Linked DNA regions of Homo sapiens: region 2 is linked to region 1. A link is a loop called in an ENCODE intact Hi-C map of the cell type or tissue named here. Cell type or tissue: body of pancreas. All regions are shown on one strand. Each heading gives the region's core, and the rest is flanking DNA. Links, peaks and the distances in the headings are about the cores only. Region 1 overlaps NEMP1 (nuclear envelope integral membrane protein 1). Region 2 holds the start of MIR1228 (microRNA 1228).

Region 1 (11,198 bases), core at 2,411-10,410:
ACCGACAACACTTACTTAAAAGATACTGCCAGTAACACCTCCAGATCTCTTGTAAATTTTTAAAAACTAGTTGAATGAGGTACAGAGAAAAAGACCAGCCTCCCACCAGGATGACGTAAATGGGACTTTTCTAAGACAGAGAGTAGAAGTGAAAGCAAAAAGTTACAACAGGCTTTCCATACATAAAAGAAGCAAAATGGAACTATGATTTTTTTTTTAAAAAATTCAACCTACTCAAAATGCACAAAAAACACTTCTCTTAAAAAGATGTCCTTTATACTTAAAATGGTACAGTCTGCAACGAACACTGGGAAGATGAAATGCTAAATAACTTAAAAGCCTGGCTATATAATTAAAAAACAGGAAGCAGACTTTAATCCCCCTCTGAGCACAGGATTTTATATAAAAAGAAAGAATTTGTAATCAGGCTCCAAGTTTCATCGTGGAAAGTACCTTTCTGAATCAAGGAGAGTAGGATATTGACTCATCAGCCATCAATACACATTTTCAGTTTTCTAAGATTACCCAGGAAAACAGTCCTTCAGCTATCCAAATTCATTCTAGCTGCACATGAAGATTCTGATACTTACCTTAGGCATAAACTTAGATAGTATAAAAATGATGATTAGCAGAGAGGCCACAATTCCCACAGTCATCCCAGTAGAGTAGTAGAAAATTTGACTTCTGCAGGAAAAAAATGTATTTCATGACCATATGTATATATTTCATACATAGCACTGTTGAAACTAGGACAACTAACCCAGCCGAAAGATTTTAAAAGGTACAAGATTAGAGCAGTACAAGCATCAGAGACATTTCAAATTTGGTTCCAGACCACTGCAATAAACCAAATATTGCAATTGCAGTAAGTAAGTCACACAAATTTTTTGGTTTCCCACTGCATATAAAAATTGTTTACACTATATTATAGTATATTAAGTGTACAACAGCATTATGTCTTAAAAATATATATTCCTTAATTAAAAATACTTTGCTAAAACCTGCTAAAGATCATCTACGCCTTCAGTGAGTCATCATTTTTTTTGCTGGTGGAGGGTCTCACTTCCATGTTGATGGCTGTTGACTGATGAAGGCAGTGGTTTCTGAAGGCTGGAGTGGCTGTGGCAATTTCTTAAAATATAATGAAGTTTGCTGCATTGACTCATCCTTTCAATGAAGATTTCTCTAAAGCATGCAATACTGTCTGATAGCATTTTACCACAACTTCTTTCAAAACTGGAGTCAATCCTCCAACAGCATTAACCCTTAACAAGAGGATCACCCCTCCTTTGAAGCTAGGCACTGACTTCTCTCTCGCTATCAAAGTCCTCAATGGCATCTTCTTCTAGTATAAGGCTATTTTGTCTACACTGAGGAGCTCTTTAATTGTAGCCACTTTCAACAATGATGTTAGCTAGATCTTCTGAATAACTTGCTACAGCTTCTATATCAGTGCTTGGTTCATCTTTTTTTTTTTTTTTTTTGAGACAAAGTCTCACTCTGTTGCCCAAGCTGGGGTGCGATGGCGTCATCATGGCTCACTGCAGCCTTGATCTACTGGGCCCAGGTGATTCTCCCACCTCAGCCTCCCGAGTAGCTGGTACCATGACTTTTTTGTATTTTTTGTAAAGGCAGGGTTTCACCATGTTGCTCAGGCTGGTCTCGAACTCCCTGGGCTCAAGTGATCTGCCCGCCTCAGCCTCCCAAAGTGCTGGGACTACAGGCCTGAGCCACCACGCCTAGCCTACCTTGCACTTATGTAATAAGACAGCTTCTTTCCTTAAATCTCATGAACCAAGAACCTTCACTAGCTGTAAACTTTTCTTCTGAGGCTTCCTCACCTCTCACCCTTCACAGAATTGAAGACAGTTAGGGTCTTGCTCTGGATCAGCCTTTAGCTTTAAAAAAGTTGTATCTGGCCGGGCATGGTGGCTCAAGCCTGTAATCCCAGCACTTTGGGAGGCTGAGATGGGAGGATCACGAGGTCCGGAGATCGAGACCATCCTGGTTAACACGGTGAAACCCTGTCTCTACTAAAAATACAAAAAAATTAGCTGGGTGTGGTGGCAGGCGCCTATAGTCCCAGCTACTAGGGAGGCTGAGGCAGGAGAATGGCATGAACCTGGGAGGCGGAGCTTGCAGTGAGCCGAGATCACGCCACTGCACTCCAGCCTGGGCAAGAGAGCAAGACTCTGTCTCAAAAAAACAAACAAACAAACAAAAAAAGAGTTGTATCTGGTTTAATCTTCTCAACAGCCAACTAAAACTCTCTCCATATCAGCAATAAGGCTGTTTCACTTTCTTATCACTTGTGTGTTCCCTGGAGTAGCACTTTTAATTTCCTTCAAGAACTTTCCCTTTGCACTCACAACTTGGCTAACTGCTCAGGACAAGAGGTCTAGCTTTCGGTCTGTCTTGGCTTTTGCTGTTCTCACTAAGCATAATCAGAGAGATGTATGACTCTTCCTTTCAGTTGAAGACTCACAATCTACTCTAGGGTTATTAATTGGCCTAGTTTCAATATTGCTGTTTCTCAGGGAATAGGGAGGCCCAAGAAGAAGGGAGACGGGAATAACCAATTGGTTGAGTTGTTAGAACACCCATGACATTTATCGATGAAGTTCACTGTCTAATATGGTTTGGCTGTGTCCCCACCCAAATCTCATCTTGAATTGTAGCTCCCATCATTCCCACGTGTTGTAGGAGGGAACTGGTGGGAGATAATTGAATCATGGGGGCAGTTGCCCTCATACTGTTCTCATGGTAGTGAATAAGTCTCATGAGATCTGATGGTTTTATAAGGGGTTTCCACTTTCACTTGGTTCTCATTCTCTCTTGCCTGCTGCCATGTAAGATGTGCCTTTTGCATTCTGCCATGATTATGAGGCCTCCCCAGCCACCAGGAACTGTGAGTCCATTAAACTTCTTTTTCTTTATAAATTATCCAGTCTTGGGTATCTTTATCAACAGTATGAAAATGAACTAATAGGCTGGGCGCAGTGGCTCACGCCTGTAATCCCAGCACTTTGGGAGGCTGAGGCAGGCAGATCATGAGGTCAGGAGATCGAGACCATCCTGGCTAACACGGTGAAACCCGTCTCTACTAAAAATACAAAAAATTAGCTGCACGTGGTGGCAGGTGCCTGTAGTCCCAGCTACTCGGGAGGCTGAGGCAGGAGAATGGCATGAACCCGGAAGGTGGAGCTTGCAGTGAGCCGAGATCGCGTCACTACACTCCAGCCTGGGCGACAGAGCGAGACTCTGTCTCAAAAAAAAAAAAAAGAAAATGAACTAATATACTGTCTTACATGGACATGTGGTGCCCCAAAATAATTGCAACAGCAGCATCAAAGATCACTGATTATGGATCACCATAACAGTTATAATCATATGAAAAAGTTTGAAATATTATAATTACTAAAATGTGACACACAGACCCCAAGTGAGCACATGCTGTTGGGAAAACGGTGTGATAGATTTGCTTGACCCAGGGTTGCCACGAACCTTCAATTTGGAAAGAAATGCACTATCTGTGAACCACAAAAAAGTGAAGTACAATAAAGTGATGTGTGACTATATTTGCCCAAAACTTGAGGTCAGAGAACTGTAGAGACTGATGCTATGTAGTTACTGCCAGATTATGAAGATTAGGATTAAAGGTCTTCCCTCATGTATTTCCCAATAATCAGCCTTTACGTAATGTCCTATTCACATCCCCATCATCTCTCCCGACCTGAATATTATTATTTTGTCACCCAGGCTGGAGTGCAGTGGTGCAATCACGGATCACTGCAGCCTCAACCTCCTGGGCTCAAGTGATCCTCCTACCTCAGACTCCCAAGTAGCTGGGACTACTGGCATGCACAACCATGCCTGGCTAATTTTTGTATTTTTTTGTAGAGGCAGGGTCTCACTATGTTACCTAGGCTGGTCTCAAACTCTTGGGCTCAAGTTATCCTCCCCCTTCAGCCTCCCAAAGTGCTAGGATTACAGGGGTGAGCCACCACAACCAGCCCCCCATTCCAGATTTTTTCTACCAGTTATTCCTCCCTGTTTCTCTCAGCATCACCAAAATAACAACTTCCAGCAACCCCACTCCAGCCCAACTTCAAACTCCAATTGTTAATCTTGCATTCACTACTCCACAAATACTTTTTACTTGTATACAAACTTAATGTTGATTTTACCTTCATTCAATGTTTATTTAGTTACCTATATATTTTCTTCATATTTGTACATGTCAGTCTCACCTGTCTTAACTAGTAGGTTCCTAAAGGAAAAAATGAATAAACACTTGATTTTTTTTTTTTTTTTTAAACAGGGTCTCCCTCTGTGGCCCAGGTTGAAGTACAGTGGTGTGATCTTGGCTCACCGCAACCTCCGCCTCCAGGCTCAAGCGGTTCTCGTGCCTTAGCCTCTCGAGTAACTGGGATCACAGGCACATACCACCACGTCCAGCTAATTTTTGTATAGACAGGGTTTTGCCATGTTGCCCAGGCTGAGCTGTGATATTTGTTTCCTTTTTTTTGAGATGGAGTCTTGCTCTGTTGCCCAGGCTGGAGCACAGTGGCACGATCTCGGCTCACTGCAAGCTCCACCTCCTGGGTTCACGCCATTCTCCTGCCTCAGCCTCACAAGTAGCTGGGACTACAGGCGCCCGCCACCACGCCTGGCTAATTTTTTTGCATTTTCAGTAGAGATGGGGTTTCACCGTGTTAGCCAGGATGGTCTCGATCTCCTGACCTCATGATCCGCCAGCCTTGGCCTCCCAAAGTGCTGTGATTACAGGCGTGAGCCACCGTACCCAGAAGCTATTTGTTTCTTTACGTCTGAACAAAATGAAACTCATCAACCCATGGACCTGTAAAGATGACACCTTAACACATTACTTCTAGCAATAGAAAGGGTGATGATGTTCCATTTCATTGTATTGGCTAACTCCTATCAACCTAATGATGGGCCAACCTAATGTGGGAATTTCACTATTGTCAACATTGTTCAAATAAGAAAAAACAAAAATCATAATACACATTAAAGTATTTTTTTAAATATCCAAGCAGGCAACGGCCAAGCCATAAAGGTCCTGGAAATGGGAATGGCAGTACTTAATAGTTACTATAAAACGCAGGCAGGATAGGTATGAGCCGTTTCATTCTGCACACTAGCCTTGGAACCTACCTGCTCAGCAAGTCTCCACAAAAAAATAGCATAAGTCCAAGAAGGAAAACAAGAAAGAGTTTGGGATCAAATCCTGAAATAAATAAAGATTTTTGCTTAATAAGGGAACAAAACTGCTTAAGGTATTATAGAATAAAAGACAACGTTGGCACTATTGGTCAGCTACAGTAAAAATAAATGCAAACAGCCCACCTAAAAAGCATTTAAATTTCACCTAAAGCCTGGGCACCCTTCCAATGTATAATTAGGTCTCTGTCTAACCTGTATTTGCCTGAAGATCTTACTTTTACTTAGGCTACCTATGCTAAGGTTAAAAGAAACTCAAGCTTCGTTTTGGACAAAGCTAGACACAGTACCATCAGCAATTCATGCAATCACCCACAAGGGGTCTCTATCACTCTGGCTTTCAAGCTTTAAGTCACTCACAGTCATGGAACTCAGCAGATTTGCCCAGAACTGTGGGTCAGGGCCTTGTGTTGTTCTCTAACTGGCTGCTTTTCTTGCCCAACAATACCACCTACTTCCCTTTGCTACAGAACACTGTGCTGGAAAAGCCTACACGCAAATACCTCTCACTCAGGACCAGGGGGCCCTAGCAAAGGCCCCTTAGTGGCATACCAGATACTCCCACAGCTTTCACATTCAAGAGTTCTACGGGAGGCCCACAAACAGAACAGGAGCAGAAGGAATCAGTAACTGTAGAAGGAACGTCAAAAAACAAGCCAACCCTACGTAACCAAAGAACCCTAGGACAAATGGAAGGGCACAACCTATTTCATACTAAACCTAGAAACATTTCTACTACTTACAACATCCCAGGACCCTGTGTAGTAACCAAGGGGAAACAAAGTCAGAGAGAATTCAACAGGATCCATCTCCCCTGAAACTTTCTCAGTCATCTTCAGAAAAGAGAAAACTTCTCCCAGTTCCACTGAATAAGTTTTAAACTGCAGTGGTCTTCATCTTTATTTATGGTTCCATGAATACTCTTTTTACTTGTGAATGATTTTCAATTTTACCTTTCTTCAATTTTTATTAACCATTCACGTCTTTAAATGTAGGCATGTACACATCAGACAGTTACCTTTGTCTAGAAGTGTCCAGAAGGTAGAACACGTCTATCTGATTTACTCTAAGAGTATTTGGCATATATGCTCAGGGACATTAGCAGCACAATGTAATTGGGAATAAAAGAATAAAAGTCTTCACAGTTCCAGGTAAGGAGGTACTCAGAATTTCCTGAGGTGGAGTTTCAATTCTAGGCCTGTCTGATAGGGGTGAAGTCTCCATGAACTGTTTAGAGCAGTGGTATACTCAGGGTTATAATCAGAACCCAACTGGAGCTGTCTTAGGCTGACTTCTCAGTCTCACTAATTATACCCTTCAGAACTCAGTCCTTATCACTACAGAATCCATCAGAAAAACAGAGGTGAGACTTACTCCGGATCACAATGACACTGTACTTGGTGTCCTTCTCTATAATCTCAACTTTGAGGCAGGTTTTTGTGCTGTATAGACCCACGTTAACATAGGTGTCATTCAATTTCTCTTTTAAAAAGGAGGAAAAAAAGTTCCAGATACTAAACTGCTCTAGCTCCTTCAGTTTCTCCTCATTCTCCACCTGGGTGACTCGAACCAATCTGGAACTATTTACTCGGATCTGTAACACAAATAAAATCAGGATGAGAAAAAAGGAAGTAGGAATTTTAATTTTTCACAAATACAATTTTTTAAAAAACCCTCAGACTAACAACCAAATCAGTAATGGTGCCAGTTTTCCACAAAGCTTATCAGAAATATAGAAATACAGTGGCTAAAACATAATTGGGCAAATAACACTGCACATGTTACAGAGAGACAGCTGTTAGAATACCTTCTTGTTAACATGATCTGAATCTACTATTAGGGCAGAACATAGAGGGAAAAAAGACTTCCAAACTGAAAGAGTTATCAATACAGCTATTTATTAGAGATCACACAAAGCAAAGGTCTATAATATTAAGAAAATTGCCAGGCATAAACTGCCCCAGAAAACTAAAAATGTTTTCCGTAATGACAGGCTGAGTTCAATCCATTGTCACAAGCCACTGATTATGAGTAAATGTTGGTTATAATGTGCCCCAGATGGAGTATCACTTTTTTATCAGATAATTTTTTTTTTTGAGATGGAGTCTCGCTCTGTCGCCCAAGCTGGAGTGCAGTGACATGACTTCAGCTCACTGCAACCGCCACCTCCTGGATTCAAGCGATTCTTCTGCCTCAGCCTCCTGAGTAGCTGGGACTACAGGGTGTGCGCCACCATGCCCAGTTAATTTTTGTATTTTTAGTAGAGACGGGGTTTCACCATATTGGCCAGGCTGGTCTCGAACTCCTGACCTCAAGTGATTTGCCCGCCTCAGCCTCCCAAAGTGCTGAGATTACAGGCATGAGCCACTGCGCCCGGCTTGTCAGACATTTTTTTTAAAGAATTTTTTTTAAAAATCCACAAGTTGGCTGGGCATGGCCCCCAGCTACTCAAGAGGCAGAGGTTGCAGGGAGCCGAGGTCGTGCCACTGCACTCCAGCCTGGGTGACTGAGCGAGACTCCGTCTCAAAAAAAAAAAACAAATCCACAAGTCCACCCTTATGTTTTTGATGTGAACAACAAATGTCCTTATCAGTAACTATGCTTATAACAACTACGACATTTCTGAAAGGACCTATTTTGTACAATCACTGTTACAGCCAGACATTCCTGTTTGCCAGGTGACTTAACAGTGTTATGAAATAAATGAGACCAAAGTAATTCTTCAGCTCGGGGGTTTATGAAATATCTCATATAGAATCAGAATAGGAACAGTGGGGCAAAAGAGTTTACATCCTCACAGGCACATAACAGTTTCCAGCCCAAAGAAGGCATAAGGCCTTTAAAAAGAAAGAAGGGGGCTGGGTGCGATAGCTCATGCCTATAATCCCAACACCTTGGGAGGCCAAGGTGGGCAGATCACCTGAGGGCAGGAGTTTCAGACCAGCCTGGCCAACATGATGAAACCCCATCTCTACAAAAAATACAAAAAAATTGGTCAGGTGTGGTGGCGTATGCCTGTAATCCCAGCTACTTGGGAGGCTGAGGCAGGAGAATCGCTTGAACCCGGGAGGCAGAGATTGCAGTGAGCCAAGATGGTGCCACTGCACTCCAGCCTGGGCGACAGAGGGAGACTCTGCCTCAAAAAATAAAAAATAAAAATAAAAAAAGAAAGAGGGGTATGTGTGCGTGCACACACACATACTGCAAAATGAAGGACAAGAAAACAAAGCAGTTTCTTTGGGAAAAGGAGGGAGGAGGAAAGAAGTTTACCTTAGAATACCGTAATCTACTTGAGGGAGCAGAGAGGAATACAAAGTAGGCATAAATGCTTATTGATGAAAACACAACTCAGGATAATCTCAACCCTAACAAGATTGTTAACAACATTTTTTTTAAGCATGTGAAGGGGAAGAAAGTGTCAAAATACTCACTAATCACCAACAGAAATTTACAGAAGCTGCCACTGCCAGAGGATTCCAAGTTATTACCTGTATCCGTGTCCATATATCATGCCATTTTGGGATAAGCACATTTGTGTAACAGAATTGTTGGCTGGCACGCTTTTCACAAACTTGGGATTCCTGAAGCATGACCACATTTACATCAGTTTCAGCTTTATGCAAAGAAAGGAAACAAGAATTAAACATAACAAGCTAATAACTATAACTCATTTCATGAAAAAGATTAAACTAACCATTTTCCTAAACTTTGGGTTAAAACATTAGCCAGACTGAGAAATAAGAAAAAAAACTGAGAAGAAGGAAGAACTAAGGCAGAATCTTATTTCTGTCGTTTAATTATTTAAATATTACACAGTCATTCAGTCAGAAAAGTAATAATAAAAACTACTATTAAGTATCTATTTTTTTTTTTTTTTGAGACAGTCTCGCTCTTTTGCCCAGGCCGGACTGCAGTGGGGCTATCTTGGTTCACTGCAAGCTCCGCCCCCTGGGTTCACGCCATTCTCCTGCCTCAGCCTGTAGCTGGGACTACAGGCGCCCGCCACCGTGCCCGGCTAATTTTTTTTTTTGTATTAAGTATCTATTAAGACAGTATGCTGCCAGGCGCGGTGGCTCATGCCTGTAATCCCAGCACTTTGGGAGGCTGAGGTGGGCGGATGACCTGAGGTCAGAAGTTTGAGATCAGCCTGACCAATATGGAGAAACCCCCCCGTCTCTACTAAAATACAAAAACATTAGCCAGGCGTGGTGGCACATGCCTGTAATCCCAGCTACTCGAGAGGCTGAGGCAGGAGAATCACTTGAACTTGGGAGGCGGAGGTTGAGGTGAGCCGAGATCACGCCATTGCACCCCAGCCTGGGCAAAAAGAGCAAAACTCTGTCTCAAAAAAATAAAAAATAAATACATAAATAAAAGAGACAGTATGCTGTCTCATTTAATGCTCCCAACAATGCTATGAGGTAAGCACTCTCATAATCCCTATTTTATAAATGAGGAACTGATGTTTAAGAAAGATTAAGTAATTTGCTCCAAAATCACACAAATAGTAAATAGCCTATCTGAGATTCACCCCCAGGTCTGACTATGGTCTTAAACACTAGATATACTTCCTGTCCTATAAAGGAATAAAGTAAGCTAAACTACTCCATCTGTTGATTTTCTCTATCCCTTTCCTGAGTAGAACAGAATTGGCAGGTTTTTTATTTTATTTTTTTATTTTTTTTTTGAGACAGGGTCTGGCTCTGCTGCTCAGGCTGGAGTACAGTAATGTGATCATAGCTCATTGCAGCCTCAAACTCTTGGGCTCAAACAATCCTCCCACTTCAGCCTCCCAAGTAGCCAGGACTACAGGTATACACCACCACACCCAGCTAGTTTTTTTTTTTTTTAAAGAGACAAGGTCTTACTATGTTGCCCAGGCTGGTCTTGAACTCCTGGCCTAAAGCAATCCTCCCACATTGGCCTCCCAAAGCACCCACGCTGACCTCCCAAAGCACTGGGATTACAGATCTGCCACCATGCCCAGCCAGCATTTTTTTTTTTTTTTTTCAGACAGGGTCTCACTCTGTCACCCAGGCTGGAATACAGTGGTGCGATCTTGGCTCACTGCAACCTCTGCCTCCCAGGTTCCAGCGATTCTCCCACCTCAGCCTCCTGAGTAGCTGGCATTACAGGCATGAGCCAACTCAATTGGCTAACTTTTTTTGTGTGTGTGTATTTTTGTAGTAGAGATGGGGTTTCACCATGTTGGCCAGACTGATCTAGAACTCCTGGCCTCAACTGATCCACCCACCTCAGCCTCCCAAAGTGCTGGGATTACAGGCGTAAGCCACCACGCCCAGCCAGCAATATTTTTAATATATAGTACTTTTGGAGGATACTAAAAGATTTCAAGGTTGTTTCCTTCCAGCTGTTTTGTGTCACTTCAAATTTTAACAGCAGGCAATGATTACATGCAGTCCCTCTGATTTACCAAAACAGAAGATTCTCCTCTCAATTTGTATTTAATATCAGCTAATTCAAGATTTAAAAGTGACCACTGTCCAGCCGGGCATGGTGGCTCACACCTGAAATCCCAGCACTTGGGGAGGCCAAGGCAGACGGATCACTTGAGGTCAGGAGTTCAAAACCAGCCTGGCCAACATGGTGAAACCCCGTCTCTACTACAAATACAAAAAAATCAGCTGGGCATGGTGGCGGGCACCTGTAATCGCAGCTTCTTGGGAGGCTGAGGCAGAAGAATCGCTTGAACCTGGGAGGGGAGACTGCAGTGAGCCGAGATCGCGCCTCTGCACTCCAGCCTGGGTGACAGAGCAAGACTACGTCTCAAAAAAATAAATAAGGGGCTGGGCGCCGTGGCTCACACCTGTAATCCCACCACTTTGGGAGGCCGAGGCAGGTGGATCACCAGGTCAGCAGATTGAAACCATCCTGGCTAACAAGGTGAAACCCCATCTCTACTAAAAGCACAAAAAAAATTAGCTGGGTACGGT
Region 2 (12,060 bases), core at 4,060-12,059, 120 kb after region 1:
CCGGGCCAAGCGGGACCAGACGTGGCGTGAAGACGTGGTGACCAATGGCATTGGCCGTGTGGAGGGCATTGCAGTGGACTGGATCGCAGGTGAGCAGTGGGCAGGTTTGTGGGGCTTGGGGTGTGGCAGAGGACTGGGGGACGAAGTGAGAGGAGGAGTTGGCGGGAGCAGGAAGAGGAGCTGTAGGGGTGCCTGGGAGCTTGGAGACACCAGGTCCACCTGTCCTCACCTAACCTCCCTGAGCCCCACCAACTCCCTCCTTAGGCAACATCTACTGGACAGACCAGGGCTTTGATGTCATCGAGGTCGCCCGGCTCAATGGCTCCTTCCGCTACGTGGTGATCTCCCAGGGTCTAGACAAGCCCCGGGCCATCACCGTCCACCCGGAGAAAGGGTGAGGAGCTGGAAAGACTGGCCTTGTCATTCTGCCCATGGCCCATGCTGATGAGGCCCTGTCTCCTCCAGGGTCTGAGGACTGACCCCCACTTCCACCCCCACCCTACAGGTACTTGTTCTGGACTGAGTGGGGTCAGTATCCGCGTATTGAGCGGTCTCGGCTAGATGGCACGGAGCGTGTGGTGCTGGTCAACGTCAGCATCAGCTGGCCCAACGGCATCTCAGTGGACTACCAGGTTCGCACGCCAACTTGGCCTTGGATCCGATGGTAGACCCCTGACCCAGGCTCCTGTTCCCTGTGATGAGCCCATTCTGGGAGGACTTGGAGCCCAGGGGAAGTCACAGGGTCTCCCAGCCCAGCCCTCCACCCAGAGTAGGACTCCTGCTACCACAGAGATGATGGGCAGGGGTCGCTCAGAAGTGGGGAGTGGGGGAGTGGAGAGATGCCTGGAGGTCACCTTATCAGCAGGGCAGTGGGCAGGAGTGTATGCAGGAGGCAGGAGTGAGTTAGGGGAGGCTGAACTGAGGGCCTCACTCTGGCCCAGGCACTCCCTGCTGCCCCAGACATGGGGCTGGCAGCGAGCTCAGCCCTGGAGGTGAGGTGGGTGCCTCTGGCCTGTAGGATGGGAAGCTGTACTGGTGCGATGCACGGACAGACAAGATTGAACGGATCGACCTGGAGACAGGTGAGAACCGCGAGGTGGTTCTGTCCAGCAACAACATGGACATGTTTTCAGTGTCTGTGTTTGAGGATTTCATCTACTGGAGTGACAGGTGAGGGCTTCTGTCCTGGCCTCCTCAGCTGATCTCTTCCTTCCCTCCTGCCTCCACTGATGCCCTGCTTGTGCCCTGTCCTTCCCTCAGGACTCATGCCAACGGCTCTATCAAGCGCGGGAGCAAAGACAATGCCACAGACTCCGTGCCCCTGCGAACCGGCATCGGCGTCCAGCTTAAAGACATCAAAGTCTTCAACCGGGACCGGCAGAAAGGTGAGGCTGGGGCTCTGGGCTGGGGTGGAGAGGTGAGGGGGACTCTGGCCTGGGAGAGTGCTCCCCAGGGAACCCAGTGTGAGAGGGCTGGGAGACAAGTTAGACCCATGGGGCAACTTCCGATGGCCCGAGAGACCCAGGGATGGGGAGGAAAGGCTGAGGTGCTCTGGGACAGATCTTGGCATTGGACTCTGGGCCCTGGAGGGTCATTCAAGCTGGGAATACCGAGGCAGAGGGCAGAGCTTTCGCCAAAGCCTGGATGACAAAGGCACCAGTGAGCCTTTCCCAAGGCAGGCCCTGCCCTCTGTACCCTCCCCTCCCCCAGGCACCAACGTGTGCGCGGTGGCCAATGGCGGGTGCCAGCAGCTGTGCCTGTACCGGGGCCGTGGGCAGCGGGCCTGCGCCTGTGCCCACGGGATGCTGGCTGAAGACGGAGCATCGTGCCGCGAGTATGCCGGCTACCTGCTCTACTCAGAGCGCACCATTCTCAAGAGTATCCACCTGTCGGATGAGCGCAACCTCAATGCGCCCGTGCAGCCCTTCGAGGACCCTGAGCACATGAAGAACGTCATCGCCCTGGCCTTTGACTACCGGGCAGGCACCTCTCCGGGCACCCCCAATCGCATCTTCTTCAGCGACATCCACTTTGGGAACATCCAACAGATCAACGACGATGGCTCCAGGAGGATCACCATTGTGGAAAGTGAGCCCAGACCCTAAGTCTTCCCAGGAAGTGGGACATGGGGCGGGGAGCAGCACAGACTCTTAGACCCCAGCCAGGCACTCTACCCTAGGTCTGAATCCCAGCAGCTACAACTCAGCTGAATCCAACTGCACCCCCGCAGTTACATGACTCCTGATTTGGAGTCAGCGTCAGCCCCCGACTTCCTCCCGCCACTGGTCCTAGTTCTGCCTTCAGAGCTGCACAGAACAAGCGAGAGGTCTCTGTGGAGCCCAACGCTCACAAACCCAGGCTGCAGACATGGGGCTGAGCTCCAGTCACTTGGGCTTTCAATAACTTGGGTCAGTTTCCTGCTCTTGCCAAGCCTGAGCCTTCTCATCTGCGTGGATGAGTGTCTCATCTGAGACAGGATTCCTCGAGCTGCTGCGCAGGAAGGCTTAGCTCAGTGATGCTGGGGACGGAGTGTGTGCTCTGGAAAGAGCAGTTACAGTGTCAGGGCTGTCATCACAGGACAGCCTTTCAGCTCTTTGAAAACTGCATCCTGCTACATTTTCTCTTCTTCAGCCTGGTTACCACCGGGTCCCTTGACTCATTCATTTGCTCATATATTCATTCAGCTGGTCCATAAAGACCTGCCAGGCACCGAACTAGGTGCTACGTATACAGACCTGTCCTTTCAGCCTTTTCTGGGACATTTTCTGCTGCACATAGTCCAGCCTGCATGTCTGTCTAAAAATGTAGCATCCGAAGCTAAACTCGGTACTCCATGCTCGTAGCTTGATCAGGAGAGACTGGCACATCAATCCCCAGACCCCTGGAAGGGATGTCCCCTCACCTCCGGCTGTCTGCAGACCATACCACAGCATGGCCCTTTGGCAGCCACCATCGCTTATAGCCACTAACACTCTAGTCTTTTCTCTTACACTGCTGTTCGGCTGTGTCTCTCACTGTGCCTTGGTTCTTTAACCTGAGTTTAAGATGTCTGCTTTATAAAATAATCAATCCAGCTCAGGGTCTTTTTAAGTAGGGGGCTCCCCAGTACAGCCCAAGCAGGATTTGATTTACAGAAATCTACATTGCACTCAGCTCAGCAGAACTGCAGCTCCAGGAAAGTGCAAACACACCAGAAAGCCCGATTGCCCTCAGTGGGAGAGGGTTGAGAGGTGACCACAGGTCATTTGAGTGAGGACAGCAGAGGTTGGGGGCACTGAGTCAGACCCTGGTGCCCCCGAGCCCTCTCTGCTGCACCTCTTGCACTCCCATACCCCACACTTCGCCTTCCAGCCAGGAGAGCACCTGCCCCAGGCTGTCCCCCACGGCTCCTGTGCAGGCTGCCCTCTGGGCCCTCCTGACAAATCGCTGCTCCTGTCTCTTCACAGACGTGGGCTCCGTGGAAGGCCTGGCCTATCACCGTGGCTGGGACACTCTCTATTGGACAAGCTACACGACATCCACCATCACGCGCCACACAGTGGACCAGACCCGCCCAGGGGCCTTCGAGCGTGAGACCGTCATCACTATGTCTGGAGATGACCACCCACGGGCCTTCGTTTTGGACGAGTGCCAGAAGTGAGCTGCTGCCTGGGGATGGGGGTAGCAGGGAGAGGTGGGACTCGGGGTGGCAGAAACTCCCCAGGCAGATCCAAGCGGGGGTGCAGGAGAGGCAGGCCCTCACTTGAGCTCCACCCTTCCCTGCTGTGTGATCTGGGGAGAGGTGCAAAAGCTTCCTAAGCTTCAGGTTCCTCTTCTGTGATACAAGCTGGCTAAGATTCCAGCTGCCTGCACCAAAGGGAGCATCAGGACTGTGGGGGACGCTCTGCCTTTGTGATTGATTCATTCATCAGAGCACCATGTTGGAGGCACAGGGTAGGGCCTCTAGCTCTGGGATCCAAAGCTTCAGGCAAAGAATGTTTGTCGAACCCTTCGTACAGAAGCCTAAGGCTGGGCCTACCAAGCCACCTAGCTGGGTTGAGAAGTCATACTTGTGGGAAGTAATGGTAACTGGCACAGGGCTGTATACGGGTGACCACAGGTGTCATGAAGGCAGTAGATTGGCCCAGAGCCTGGAACTGGAAAAGACAAGGAAGGCCAGCTCGGACAGGGGAAGTGCTTTGAGCAAAAGCCTGAAGAAAGGCAAATTCAAGGCAGGGAGGACAGAGGGGGACCTCTGCATGCCATAGAGCATAGGCAGGCCTGAGCCCAGCCAGGAAGTGAGGTCAGGGTGCGGAGGAGTTAGGAGCACAAGCCAGGACAGGTGGCAGAAAGCACCCGGGGGTGGGTGCTCCCCCTGGAGGGTTCACCCGCAGTCAGCCTGCTCTGTTCTCCCGCAGGGGCAGCCCTCATCCCGGCTGTTTGGGCCTCTAGTGAGCCACCCCCTCGCCTTAGGGATCCAGGCCCACATGTTAGCAACATTTTTTTCCCAATTCAGCAGTGCTTGGAATGTTTTTCAAAAGCTTTACTAGGAAACTAGTAAACACAACCCAAAGCAGCTGTATAGATACGTGAGTGTCCCGAACCCAGATTCCCCCCACCAGTCCCCCAATGTCAGTCACCTCCAACCTGGCTCAAGGACCCTCTGTTTCCTCCTGCCTCTGTCATCTGGCACATCTGCAGCTGATGATGAAGGTCCAGTCCCCCCTTCCATGACCCTCGGCTGCCTCACCTGTCTGGGGATGGCCTCAGAGCCTGTCCCTCATGAGTCTGGAGCTTCCCTGGAGGGTCCAGCAAGGCTGCCTGGCCCTCGTCCCAGAGGACGTGACCCCCTGGCTGCCCACCAAGCTCCTTTCTTATGAGGCCAGGGGATTCCATCACGCATTCAGCGAGTGGCTTTTGAGGGCAAAGAAGGTGCAGAGGACCCAGTGGGGAGCGCGAGGGGCGTCATGAAGAGCTTCGTGGCTGTGTGCTGAGGACTGGCCCCACCTGGAAGTCAGGGAACGTGTCCTTGAAGAGGCGGCATGTTAGCCAGCGTCTGAGGATGGCAGGAGTGGCTGGGTGGGAGCATGGTCCCAGTGCCCAGGAGAAAGAGCTGAGCTGGCAGGAGGGGCCCTCCCCCTGGCCACAAGGAGCAGGCACTTTCGGGGAATCAGAAGGAGCCAGTGTGGACCCCAGTGGAGAGGGCAGGGGCAAGTGGAGACTCCAACAACCCAGCCTCCTCCTGAGCCCTCCCCGCGTCAGCACTGGAGCACTGATGGCCCTGTAGAGCTCACAGTAGGATAGTTAGAAGGTCCGCCATGTTCCTGGACACTGAGCACCTACCCCAGGAAAGCCTCTCTCTCCCTCCTGCCCCATTCCTGGGAAGCAGGTTCACCCAGACCACAGTTGTGTCACATGGAGGAGTTTGTTGACGCCAGGAGGAAAACCACTTCTCACTGCAGGTGTGAGTAGTTTCACCTGAGGTGTAGGAGTTCCTGGTGGGGACTGACAGGCCAAGTCCAATCCTGACAAGCCAGGAAGATGACTGGCCACTGCCCCAGGATACCCATTTTCCCTTATGGAGGCTAGAAGGACACGCCGCCTCCCTCCCAACTTACATCCCGATTCCAGAGCCACCGCAAACCCCTGCTCTCCTCCAGGATGAGGCCCTTAAGATCAGAGCTTCTCACGAGCTCGCCGAGGCTCAGGGCAGCCAGTGTCTCCAGAGGGGCAGAGCAGCACCATTTTCCTACGTGAGCCCAGCAGAAGGCGGGATAGTTCAATGGTGCTGGAGACGCTGGGGGTGGGCAAGAAGGGTGTGACCTGGAGAGGTCTGAGGAGACAAGTTCACAGGCCAGAGGACAGATCTGTGGCCAGAATGGTGAGGGGCAGAGGTAGGAGGAGGCCAGAGGCACTGGGGTGGGGGCGGGGGCAGGTCCTGTTAGGGAACTGGAGAACGGAGCTGGCTTTTGTGTGGCTTGGTGGTCTCAGACTCCACTGTGCCTAAGGATCGCCTAGGAGCAAGAGAATGTGGAGTCCCCTGCCCCGCCCTGGGCCTAGCTGAGTGACAAGCTCTGGGACCGAGGACCCAGGGCTCACCATCCAATGCCGGTGGTCCAAGGACCACTCTGTCACACCCAGGGTAGTGCATGACCAGCCCTGAGGCCTTCCACAGCCCCCCTCCAGCCTCAGCACCACCCCACAAGGAGCACGGCATAATTGGGGGCTGGCTGTTCCCATTGCCTCCTTTACTGAGAGGAAACCAGGGCTCAGAGGGGCGACAGGCTCATTCAAAGTTGGAGCCGTTACGAGGCAGAACGGTGGCTCCAACCCCAAACATGCAAAGGCCTCAAAGTACGGAGAAGGGGACTCTTGAGAGCTGCTTGAGGATAGGACCCACATACCCCAGGACCTGGGACACATGCCACACTCAGCTCCACAAGGGCTTCCTGAATGATCTGGAAGACAGCCAGCCTCCCTGCACAGAAGAGAGCAGTTAAGAATAAACTCCTGGGAAATACTCACATAGTGTGTGCCATCTGTCCTTAAGATGGAGATTAACTTCTTCCACTCTCACATCCTGCGAGGCAGGTGGTGCTACCATCCCCACCTCATAGAGGAGGAAACTGAGGCACAGGGCAGTTGAGTAAGTTGCCTAAGGGCACCTAGCTGGTGGGTGGTGGAGCCAGGGCTGGAACCCCAGGGCCTGTCTCACTTGGCTGCACCGGCTCTCTTCTCAGCAAGTAGACGGTCACTGCCCAGATACTGCAATGTGAATATCTCACACTTGGCCCTCATCCCCTCACACTCAGCCACCTCGTGTGTGAACTGTCTGTGCAATAGTGGGGCCCTTCCTGGGCATTGGGGCACTGCTGGCCTCTATGGCTCTGGGGTGGCTTTGCCCTGGCAGGCTTCCAGGTTCCAGGTGCCTACGCGTCCTGGCCTGTGCCCTCTGTTGTGGATTCTCAGGCTTTGCCTCCTGATCTCTGGACCCTCTTCCCCCAGCCTCATGTTCTGGACCAACTGGAATGAGCAGCATCCCAGCATCATGCGGGCGGCGCTCTCGGGAGCCAATGTCCTGACCCTTATCGAGAAGGACATCCGTACCCCCAATGGCCTGGCCATCGACCACCGTGCCGAGAAGCTCTACTTCTCTGACGCCACCCTGGACAAGATCGAGCGGTGCGAGTATGACGGCTCCCACCGCTATGTGAGTCTGCGGGGTGGGTGAGCTGGCGGGCGGCTGAGGGGAGGCCAGGGCCAGGGTCAGCCGTCAACCAAGACCGTCCAGGCACAGACATGGTGGGAACAGCTGGGAGGAGGTGAGTGCCTCCAGGCCCCAGCCTCGGTCAACCCCACCCTGTCCAGCTTGCTCCTCATCAGCTAGACGAGGGAGATAGCAGGATGCCTCTGCGGGCCCTCATTCTGTAGCTGTCAGAGGCCAGGCCAGGCTGTGGTCCGGTGGAGACTGGGCAAGAGGCCTGAGCGATGCTGTGACGGTGATGGTGCTGTCTCCACAGGTGATCCTAAAGTCAGAGCCTGTCCACCCCTTCGGGCTGGCCGTGTATGGGGAGCACATTTTCTGGACTGACTGGGTGCGGCGGGCAGTGCAGCGGGCCAACAAGCACGTGGGCAGCAACATGAAGCTGCTGCGCGTGGACATCCCCCAGCAGCCCATGGGCATCATCGCCGTGGCCAACGACACCAACAGCTGTGAGTGGGGCTGCCGCCAGCTGCCTCACCCTCCTGCCTGTCGTGCATGGACATACAAACACACACCCCACACACACATCGCACATACCACACGCACCCTACACATACCACACACACACATCCCACACATACTACACTACACACACCACACCACATACACACACCACACCCCTCCCACACACTCAACACATACACACCACACCATACACACCCCCCACACACCACATACACATACACCCCCAACACATACACACACATACACACCCCACATACACACACCACACATATCACATGCACACCCCACATATACCACACCACACACATACCACACACACACCACACACCACATACACACCACACATACCACACACACCCCACACATACCACATACACACACCACCACACACACTACACATACCACACACACACCACATACACACACCACATACACACACCACACATGACACATACACACCACACATAGGACACACATACACATGCCACACACCTACCACCCACAACACACATCACACACACACCACACAGCACACACACACACCACACACCACACGTACCACAAACATGCCACACACACACACACACATCTCACAGACATACTATAAACACCCCACACCCCACACACCACACCCCACACACACTTGCCTGGTCCTGCTCTCCCTGGGCCTCCATTACACAGACACACACAGCTGTACACACCTTTGGAACCGCAAAACCCCCAGTGCTCCTGTACCCCTTCCCACCAAGGCATCTACGCACACAGATGGACTCTGCACACGCCTGGCATCTCCTCCACGTTGCACACACACATTCATGTCACACCCGCCCCTCAGGGCTCATCCATGCCCTCGGTGCCCCTACCCTCACCCTGGTCACTCTCCTCACTTGGAGCCACACAGACAGCCGAGAGCCTGGGTGCACGTGCCCTCAGTGGGCACGAGTACATGCCCCAGCGCCCCCCACCACAGACCTGCAGCTTTCCCAGGTGTCTCCCATGCGCCCTGGGGCTCACTACTGCACCCGTGATCTCAGGGCCCTCAGACTCGAATCTCTCAGAAACACTCCTCAAAGCCCACGGTGCCCTGCCTAAAAGCACACACATCCTCAACGGCACACCTGCCGAAAACCCCATGCACCTGGCCCTCCCACAGCAGCCATCCCCATGCCCTCCCCACTGGCTGCAAGCCGCTGTGCCTGCCGTGACTGAGCAGAGGCTTGGGAGCTCCATGAAGTCAGTGAATGGGTGGGTGCACTCTGGGTGCATGCACAGCAGAGAACACTCTCCAGCCCTGCGCCCACCCTGTCCCTGCTCAGGTGAACTCTCTCCATGCCGAATCAACAACGGTGGCTGCCAGGACCTGTGTCTGCTCACTCACCAGGGCCATGTCAACTGCTCATGCCGAGGGGGCCGAATCCTCCAGGATGACCTCACCTGCCGAGGTGAGAGAGGCGGGGGGGAGGGGCTGGCGGGGAACCCAAGCACACACCAGGGATGGTGACCATCTCCCCTACATGCTCCAGCCCAGCCCCCCAAAGCCTTTTGCCAAGAAGACGCTGATGATGACCTCAGCTCCCCGGGGGAGGAGGCGTGGGCACTGGGGCCCACAGCGCTGGCTCAGAAAGCTCCCTCCACCTCCCTCCCCAGCGGTGAATTCCTCTTGCCGAGCACAAGATGAGTTTGAGTGTGCCAATGGCGAGTGCATCAACTTCAGCCTGACCTGCGACGGCGTCCCCCACTGCAAGGACAAGTCCGATGAGAAGCCATCCTACTGCAGTAAGGAGCCCCCTGCAGCCCCTGCCTCTTCCAGGCCCAGAGCCCAGGTCCTCCTCCCCCAGGCCCCTGCAGGATGGAGCAGGATCAGGACCCAGCTTCCTGACCATGAGTTTTGGGAGCTCATGAAGGGCAGAACCACTGTTAGCCTGGACTGGGCCTTTGGGTTTGGGGGTGGCCAGCTGGACACGTGCATGACGTCTCAGGGAGGCAGCCCTTTCCCTGTGCCTGTGGCTGACACGCAGCCTACTCCTCCATTTGCAGACTCCCGCCGCTGCAAGAAGACTTTCCGGCAGTGCAGCAATGGGCGCTGTGTGTCCAACATGCTGTGGTGCAACGGGGCCGACGACTGTGGGGATGGCTCTGACGAGATCCCTTGCAACAGTGAGTGAGGCGCACTGGCATAACCCATCTGTACCTCAGTTCCTGCCCCACCCCTCCCTGGCCAAGCTTTGTCCCTGGGCCCCGTGGTGTCTGGTTCAAGGCACTCTGTGACAGGCCAGGGCAGGTGCTGTGGGCCAGGAGCTCTGTCCTGCGTCCTTCTGGCCCCCACAGAGAAAACTCTGGCCTGACGATACGGGGCGGGCACTGTTCTAGAGACAGCCTGTGGTGTGGGCGAGTTCCGCTGCCGGGACGGGACCTGCATCGGGAACTCCAGCCGCTGCAACCAGTTTGTGGATTGTGAGGACGCCTCAGATGAGATGAACTGCAGTGAGTGACGCCCTTTGCTGGCACCTCCTGGGCTCCTCCCCATCGCTCACTGCATCTCCCGCCTTCAGGCCCTCCTGCACCTGCCCACATTCCTCTCTGCCTTCCCTCATCCCCGCTGACAGCCTCCATCTCCCTGAGGCCCTGTCCCCATCCCGCTCCTGCTCCTGGGCTCTCGTGGGGTTCCGAGAGGGGGCAGTGAGCAGATGGTGCAGACAGTGCCCCACCAGAAGGGCACCGTTCAACTTTTGGAAACACATGAAGGCTCCATAGGGCTGGCAGCTGCCCCAGTCGGGGGTGATCCAGGGGGAACCAGGTATCACCCTCACCCCTGCCCCCACCAGGTGCCACCGACTGCAGCAGCTACTTCCGCCTGGGCGTGAAGGGCGTGCTCTTCCAGCCCTGCGAGCGGACCTCACTCTGCTACGCACCCAGCTGGGTGTGTGATGGCGCCAATGACTGTGGGGACTACAGTGATGAGCGCGACTGCCCAGGTGGGCGGGGGCAGGTGTGTGGTGGGTGGTGGCCTGCGGTGAGCAGGGCCCTCACACCTGCCTCGCCCCCCAGGTGTGAAACGCCCCAGATGCCCTCTGAATTACTTCGCCTGCCCTAGTGGGCGCTGCATCCCCATGAGCTGGACGTGTGACAAAGAGGATGACTGTGAACATGGCGAGGACGAGACCCACTGCAGTGAGTGACCACTGCACCCACTCAGTGCTCCAAGAGCCTGCTGGGCCCCACTTCTTAGTCCCCCCCAGCAAATGCCCCCTTGGAAAAGGGCATCCAGAGCCTTCAACCCCCTGCCCCACACCCCAACTCTTGAGGTCAGACTCAGAGACTCTGCCTCTAGCTGCTGCTGAGCCCCCCCACAGAGGGGTGCTGTGGGCATCTCTCCTGTCCTTCCCATGGCATCAGCCTCCCCAGGTGGGTGACCCCCACCCTTCCCCATCTAACTGTGGCTTCTGACTGCCCCAGACAAGTTCTGCTCAGAGGCCCAGTTTGAGTGCCAGAACCATCGCTGCATCTCCAAGCAGTGGCTGTGTGACGGCAGCGATGACTGTGGGGATGGCTCAGACGAGGCTGCTCACTGTGGTAAGGAAGCTGGGATTGGGCCGGGGGAGGTGCCCCAGGGAGGGACAGACCCCACCCAACTCCACCCCACACACAGACACCCCTGCAGACGACGGCGAACCATCACCTCCACTGCTAGACCTGATCTACCCGCTCCTAAGTCTCTCAGTGGCCCTCTCTCCCCCTACAGAAGGCAAGACGTGCGGCCCCTCCTCCTTCTCCTGCCCTGGCACCCACGTGTGCGTCCCCGAGCGCTGGCTCTGTGACGGTGACAAAGACTGTGCTGATGGTGCAGACGAGAGCATCGCAGCTGGTTGCTGTGAGTGGCGGGGCCACGTGGAGCGGGTGGACAGCAAATGGCCACAGTCTCACTTTGCAGATGGGGAAGCCGGGGTGCAGGAGAGGAAATGCCTCAGCGGGGTCCACTGGGGGCGGAGCCATAGCTGTAGCCCAGGTGTCCAGACTCCTCATCCAGTGCCCTGCCCACTCTACCAGGAGAACCACAGGAGGTTAGAGTGAGGGACGGTCGGCCGCTGGCCAGGCAGGGCTGAAGGGCTGTGTCCACCTCTGTCCACAGTGTACAACAGCACTTGTGACGACCGTGAGTTCATGTGCCAGAACCGCCAGTGCATCCCCAAGCACTTCGTGTGTGACCACGACCGTGACTGTGCAGATGGCTCTGATGAGTCCCCCGAGTGTGGTGAGCCTTCGGCGGTGGTGGGAGGAGGCCCTGCCCTCTGCCGGGCCAGGGCATCAGCCTCACAGGTCCATTCCTCCCCCAGAGTACCCGACCTGCGGCC

What was found. Peaks named below come from ENCODE experiments on the same cell type or tissue, not always from the same donor. Only the 100,000 strongest peaks of a DNase experiment are listed, where the experiment ranks them.
Region 2: a loop joins it to region 1, with 3 times the contacts of the local background. A loop is called at or near these places in 66 of 110 quality-filtered maps.

Annotation. Positions count from the first base shown.
Region 1 is chr12:57,064,056-57,075,253 of GRCh38, forward strand. NEMP1 (nuclear envelope integral membrane protein 1) reads right to left here. Exons shown (of 9, transcript NM_001130963.2): 2 at 8,733-8,857; 3 at 6,619-6,838; 4 at 5,179-5,251; 5 at 591-684; 6 at 16-130. Among named protein-coding and RNA genes, the nearest start is that of NEMP1, 9.1 kb to the right of the region's middle. RefSeq lists an enhancer at 5,826-5,895. In body of pancreas, for the core only: a CTCF peak has its summit at 5,559 (motif pointing right); a DNase peak (open chromatin) is centred at 5,586; H3K27ac peaks cover 549 bases.
Region 2 is chr12:57,183,821-57,195,880 of GRCh38, forward strand. LRP1 (LDL receptor related protein 1) reads left to right here. Exons shown (of 89, transcript NM_002332.3): 36 at 1-89; 37 at 265-394; 38 at 506-632; 39 at 1,019-1,170; 40 at 1,261-1,385; 41 at 1,711-2,088; 42 at 3,447-3,636; 43 at 6,985-7,189; 44 at 7,500-7,692; 45 at 9,025-9,150; 46 at 9,356-9,484; 47 at 9,746-9,865; 48 at 10,079-10,192; 49 at 10,534-10,683; 5 more. It overlaps MIR1228 (microRNA 1228), which reads left to right and starts at 10,684; the gene lies at 10,684-10,756. RefSeq lists an enhancer at 8,740-9,239. In body of pancreas, for the core only: no CTCF peak of the experiment used is centred there; no DNase peak of the experiment used is centred there.